Linked DNA regions of Homo sapiens: region 2 is linked to region 1. A link is a loop called in an ENCODE intact Hi-C map of the cell type or tissue named here. Cell type or tissue: dorsolateral prefrontal cortex. All regions are shown on one strand. Links, peaks and the distances in the headings refer to the core of each region. The heading gives the core; the rest is flanking DNA. Region 1 has its middle 110 kb from the start of ATP6AP2. Region 2 has its middle 160 kb from the start of LINC03099.

Region 1 (2,914 bases), core at 319-2,818:
TCCTTAAAGCCTTAAGCCAGCAGGAGCCTGGCTGCATGGCCTCAGTCCCTGCCTCTGCTCTGTGGGAAATCAGCTCACTAGGGTTGGTATTGCTGATGACACCATTTTAAGGATGCCCCAGGAACTGGGTAGTGCAGGTGGCCTTGCTGACTAGCAGGAAGTTCCTTCTTCAGTCTGACCTAAGTCACACATCATGTTTCGCACTTACATTTGCCCAGAAAGGGTTCACAAACAAAAGCATTCTGGAACCTTCCGGAGAAAAAGACAATGTTTTTCCCTTGCCAATGCTCCATCCTGTTTTAACCTATATGCTTTACTGTTATTCAAGTATGGTGAGGCCAGCCATTATGGATGACCATTGCCATTAAAATGGAGACCATTGCCATTGAAAAGGCAGTTTGCTATACTCACAGATCCCAACAGGAGGGGGCATGCCACTCCATGGGTTGGGGAGGGGAGACCACGAGGAAGTGCTCAGTTTGATCAGGAAGCAGAGGTCGAGGAGGAAATGGTGGGCACGTACCTTTGTTGTGGTTTCTGCGGCAAGGAATGGGCCAGGCAGCATGAGCAAGTTTATGATTGGCTAGTTTGAATAATTTCAGTGGGCTCTGGGGTGTAGGGGCTGTCCCAGGCTGTCTAGTGGCTGGCCCTGGGGTAATTAGGGCTAGGAGTACGCTGTTAGGATAGCGGCCACTATTAGGATAGTGGCTTGGAGTGTGAGAGGCAGGAGCTGCTTCCTCTATTTAGGAATTGGCTAACTCTAAGAGGGGACAGTGCCTCCAAGGTCAGCAAGGCCCCGGTTGTCAGAGCATCAGAAAAGAAGAGACATGGTCGAGACCAGCCTGGCCAATATGGTGAAACCCTGTCTCTACTAAAAATACAAAAGTTATCCCGGCGCGGTGGCGCGTGCCTGTAGTCCCAGCTACTCGAGAGGCTGAGGCATAAGAATCGCTTGAACCTGGGAGGTGGAGGTTGTAGTGAGCCGAGATCGCACCACTGCACTCCAGCCTGGGTGACAGAGTGAGACTCCGTCTCAAAAAAAAAGAAGAAGAAGAAGAAGAGACATGGTTAATACATGTCCTGTTTCATTGTGCGTGGTTTATACTGATTGGAATAAGGTTCAGCTTATTATTGTGATTTGAAACCCACTGATAGCATGTTTTCAGCAGTACTATTAATTATAACAGAAAAGGGAAACAACCCAAATGTCCATCAGTATAAGAATGGTTAAATAATGGGCTAGCCATACTGTGGAATACTCTACAGCAAATACAAAAAAGACATACCTATGTGCACCGATACTGACTGCTCATGAAGATGTGTTAAATTTTAAAAGTTGTAGAGCCATTCACACCGTATAATCCCATTTATGTAAAAACAAAATGAGTAATAACAAACCTTTTGGTGGCATACGTACCTACATGTATATAAATACAAAGAAAAGACTATCTGGAAGAACGTACACCCACGATGAACAGTTTTGACCTCTGGGGAGGGTGTGACAGGTTGATTTCTCATGGAAGCAGGTGCTGAGGTGGAGTAAGGAGGGCCAAGGGTTTGTTGGAAGTAGCACCGCGGAAGGAGGAGGGGAGGAAGAAGGACGGGGCAGGGAGAGCCATCAGGTGGCAGTGCAGATCTGAAAAGTCTCTGCTAGCCCAGCGGGAGTTCCGAGCAAAGGTGCTCATCAGAGGAACCCTGTCTAATTCAGAAAGGGCTGGCCCTGAGTACCACCCGCCTTGCTCAGCCGCTTGCCGGGGAACACGTGGGAAAGGTTGAGGTGGGCCCTGAGGCTGTCTGCTCACAACACTCGGAGAAGTTGCACAGCAGATGTGCTCCTGAAGGGGATCGGAGCAGCTCAACCCCACGTCTGCCACAGAAGGCTTGGGGTGTGGGGAGGAGGAGGGGCCGGGGAAATGTGTACTTTCCTGGCATTTGACTTTGCGCCTGGAGACTACTGATGTATGCAAGTTGTAAACAGAGGGAAAGACAGAGAATCTAATTGGCTCCTGCCTGTGACTCCTCCTCCTTCTCGCAAGTCCTCACATGCTCTCAGCAGCTGCAGGGGCCCAGGAATCCACCCAGCTGCAGCATTTACTGTTTCTTGTCGTCTGGCTTTAGCTCAGAAGACCATATGCTCACATCCACTCTCTCCTCCTCTGACTACACCATACTAGCATAGTTAACATTCCTTTCTAGGAACAGTTCAGTGGCACTGTGCAGGCTCAGGATGCCAGGTGTGATACGAATGCTGGGGAGAGAGAAGCAATAGCTTAGGTCCTCGCAGGGGAGATGGAGAGTCACACATTTGCAGCTTCACACTTTTCAGGGCAGTATGTGCTCTGTGCTGAAGGAGAAGTTCAAGGAAGGGTCATTAGCAGGCATGACTCTGACCACCCCGAGCATGGTTCAGGTCAAGGCACGCTTCTTCAATGGGTGGCATTTGGACTTGGCCTCAAAGGATAGAGAAGGAAGGAAAGAACATTCCAGTAAAAGGGAACAACATGAATATAGACAGAGAAGGGGCCGGGTGCAGTGGCTCACGCCTGTAATCCCAGCACTTTGAGAGGCCGAGGCAGGCAGATCACCTGAGGTCAGGAGATCAAGACTAGCCTAGCCAACATGGTGAAACTCCGTCTCTACTAAAAATACAAAAATTAGCTGGGCGTGGTTGCAGGTGCCTGTAATCCCAGCTACTCGGGAGGCTGAGGCAGGGGAATTGCTTGAACCCAGGGGGCGGAGGTTGCAGTGAGCCGAGATCATGCCATTGCACTCCAGCCTGGGCGACAAGAGCGAAACTCCGTCTCAGAAAAAAAGAAAAAAAAGACAGAGAAGGGGAATATGCAACAGATGTATAGACTCCAATCTAATTCAAAAGTCCAGAGATCATACTGCCTTCAGACAAGTCCCAACCCAA
Region 2 (2,914 bases), core at 247-2,746, 52 kb after region 1:
CACTCTGCTTTGATCATAATTATGGACTTTGCTCCAGTAGATTGTGAGCTCCTTGGGGGATAGGGACTCTATCAGTTAGGATTCGGTTTGGCTAGGAGCTAGAGACTCAAAATTGCAATGTGGCTTAAACGTGAGAGCAGTTTCTCGTGTGTTAAAGTTTAGAGATAAACAGTTCAGCATGGAAATGGCTGTTGTTCTAAGAAGATCTCAGAGACCCAGGCTCCTTTCAGCCTACCATTCCAGATCCCAACATTGATGAAGGTGAAGCCCTTGTTCTCATGGTTCATGATAGTGGCTAGAGCTCCAGCCATCACATCTACATTCCAGGCAGCAAAAGATGAAAACTAAAGGAGGCAATGGTCAAATATCAGCCATCTCTTAAGGAAGGTTCTTGGAAGCAGCCACATTGTCACTTCCACTTGTAATCCAATAGCCTGAACTTAATTACATGTCTATGCCTACCTGCAAAGGAGGCTGGGAAATGTAATCTTTCTTCTAAGTGGCCATGTGCCCACCTGAAAATCAGGGTTTGAGTATTATGTTAGAAGGGGATGTAGTATACTGGGGAACAGTCTCTGTCATAGATAGGCTTATGCATCTCAATATCCTAAGCAACTCTAGTGGAGCTTGACACACAGCATCAAGGAATGAGAGGTAAGATAGCAGAATGGGTGAAAGCACAGATTCTGGAACCATCTGCCTGAATTTGAATTCCAGCTCTGCCACTTAACTAGCTGTGTGACCTTCGGCAAGTCATTTAAACTCTCTGAGCCTCAGTTTTCCTATCTGTAAAACGAGGATAATAATAGCGGACAGGGTTATTGTGAAGGTTAAATAAGTTTATCAATGTAAAGCCTTTAGAACAGGAACTGGTACATAGCATGTGCTATATAAGTAGTAGCTACGGTTATTATTGTGGTGGTGTTGGATGAACAAATGGTCAAACTGAGATGTTACCTGTTAAGGAGCAGCTGGGTCTGAGGTTTCTGATGGCACAATGCCTTTATCTAAGCCTAGAAGCTGTGGTTGGTGTGGAAGTCCCCAAATATGGCCGCCCATAACTCCCATCAAGAGGTAGAGACTTATTTCCCTTCCCCTTGAATCTGGACCAGCCTTGTGACTTGCTCTGATGAATAGAATGCGATGGAAGTGACCTCGTGCCAATTCCAGGTCTCAGCCTTAACAGGCCTGGCAGCTTGTGCCTTTGTTCTCTTGGCAGCCCACTGCCATATAAAGAGGTCTGGCTGCCGTGCTGGAGCATGAGGCCATGTGGAGGGAGAAAGGCCCTGGGGGATGGAGACTACGAAGGGAGAGAAAGTGAGACCCAGCCAGCCTTTAGCCATTTCAGTCCCAGCTACTAGGGTGCCAGACATGTGAGGGAGGCCGGTTGGATGTTCTGGCCCCAGTCAAGCTCCCAGCTGACTGCAGCTGCATGAGTGACCCCAGCCAATACCATGTGGAGCAGAAGAACTGCCCAGTCAACCCACAGAATTGAAAGGAACAATGACTCATTGTTTCAAGCCATTCAAGCCATTAAGTTTTGAGGTGGGTTGTGGAATAGCAACAGAAGCATACCAGGGCTCAATGCCTGATCTTATCCTGCTCTCAGGGCCCACACCTTCCTGTGTCAATTTTCTGTCTCCAGTTCCTGCAAGACTAGGGCAGAATCTGGGGGTTCTAGAACAGCCTTTGCCCTTGAGTCTTAGGAAGACAGAGGCAAAAGCTTTGCCCCTTATTTCCTCTCTCTAACAAAAATAAGGCAAGAATATTTGCAACCTGGTGACCCTTCTGAAATCTTCTGAGGCCAGATGAGATGAATTTTGAGTTTGAGGAGCTGAACTCTGAAATTTCATCTTCAGAATACTCTGAATTCCAGCATGCACGTCTCTTTGGCCCATTTTTCATTAACACATTAAAATAAAATCCATTAAGACATATCACTTCAGTTGGAAACTTGACCAGAACTGAAGTTGACTAGAGTCATCATCTCCCCTATTTGCAGAACTCATTAGAATATCCAAAGTAATTTTCACCTGCATCATCTTACTTGATTTCTACAATGAGAAAAGGCTTCTCTAACCAAACCACTATGGTAAATATGATCACAGTGGAAAGAAGGTTTTTAAAAGTATGCAAATAGGACCACTAATTACAAATGAATCTTTAGCTCATCAGCAAGATACACTCCTCAGCTGATGACAACATCTGAACATAAAACTCAAAACAGGGCTAGGGGCAGTGGCTCATGACTGTAATCCCAGCGCTTTGGGAAGTTGAGGCAGGAGGAAAGCCTGAGGCCAGGAGTTCCAGACCGGCCTGAGCAACATAGTGAGACCCTGTTTCTACAAAGAATAAAATAAATTATCCAGGCATAGTGGCACATGCCTCAAGTTCTAGCTACTCAGAAGGCTGAGGCAGGAGGATTGTTTGAGCCCAGGAGTTCAAGGTTACAGTGAGCTATGATTGCACCACTGCACTCTAGCCTAGGCAACAGAGTGAGACCCTATCTCTAAAAATAAAACAATAGGTAATTAATTAATTGAAAACACTCAAAGAAAAGCTTTTAGTTAACCCTATCTTTTATTAAACTGGCCATCCTCTAAATTCATCAAAACGAGTGAGGTTCACAGTATTGAATATCAAAATTTCTACTGCTCATACATTTCCGCAATTTTCAAGGCACCCAGAGTTTTTTGAGTACCCATTTCTCACTGGTATGAGGAACTTGGTACCTATGGCCATTTTAAAACATGGCCCCTAAATTCTTTGATACTACTCCCATCAACAAACTAGGTTCTATCTCCCCTGCCCTTGAATCTGAGTGGGCTCATAACTGCTTCAACCCATAGACTATGACATGTGATATCATGTGATTTCTGAGGTTGGGCCAGAAAGGTACATGCAATTTCCACCT

What was found. A loop is a pair of places that touch in the nucleus more often than their neighbours do. Peaks named below come from ENCODE experiments on the same cell type or tissue, not always from the same donor. Only the 100,000 strongest peaks of a DNase experiment are listed, where the experiment ranks them.
Region 2: a loop joins it to region 1, with 7 times the contacts of the local background. A loop is called at or near these places in 5 of 110 quality-filtered maps.

The regions. Positions count from the first base shown.
Region 1 is chrX:40,471,283-40,474,196 of GRCh38, reverse strand. No RefSeq gene overlaps it. Among named protein-coding and RNA genes, the nearest start is that of ATP6AP2, 110 kb to the left of the region's middle. RefSeq lists enhancers at 1,704-1,883, 2,124-2,173. In dorsolateral prefrontal cortex, for the core only: a CTCF peak has its summit at 1,661; DNase peaks (open chromatin) are centred at 1,656 and 2,096; H3K4me3 peaks cover 333 bases; H3K27me3 peaks cover 2,327 bases.
Region 2 is chrX:40,419,597-40,422,510 of GRCh38, reverse strand. No RefSeq gene overlaps it. Among named protein-coding and RNA genes, the nearest start is that of LINC03099, 160 kb to the right of the region's middle. In dorsolateral prefrontal cortex, for the core only: no CTCF peak of the experiment used is centred there; a DNase peak (open chromatin) is centred at 1,410; H3K27ac peaks cover 1,691 bases; H3K27me3 peaks cover 2,094 bases.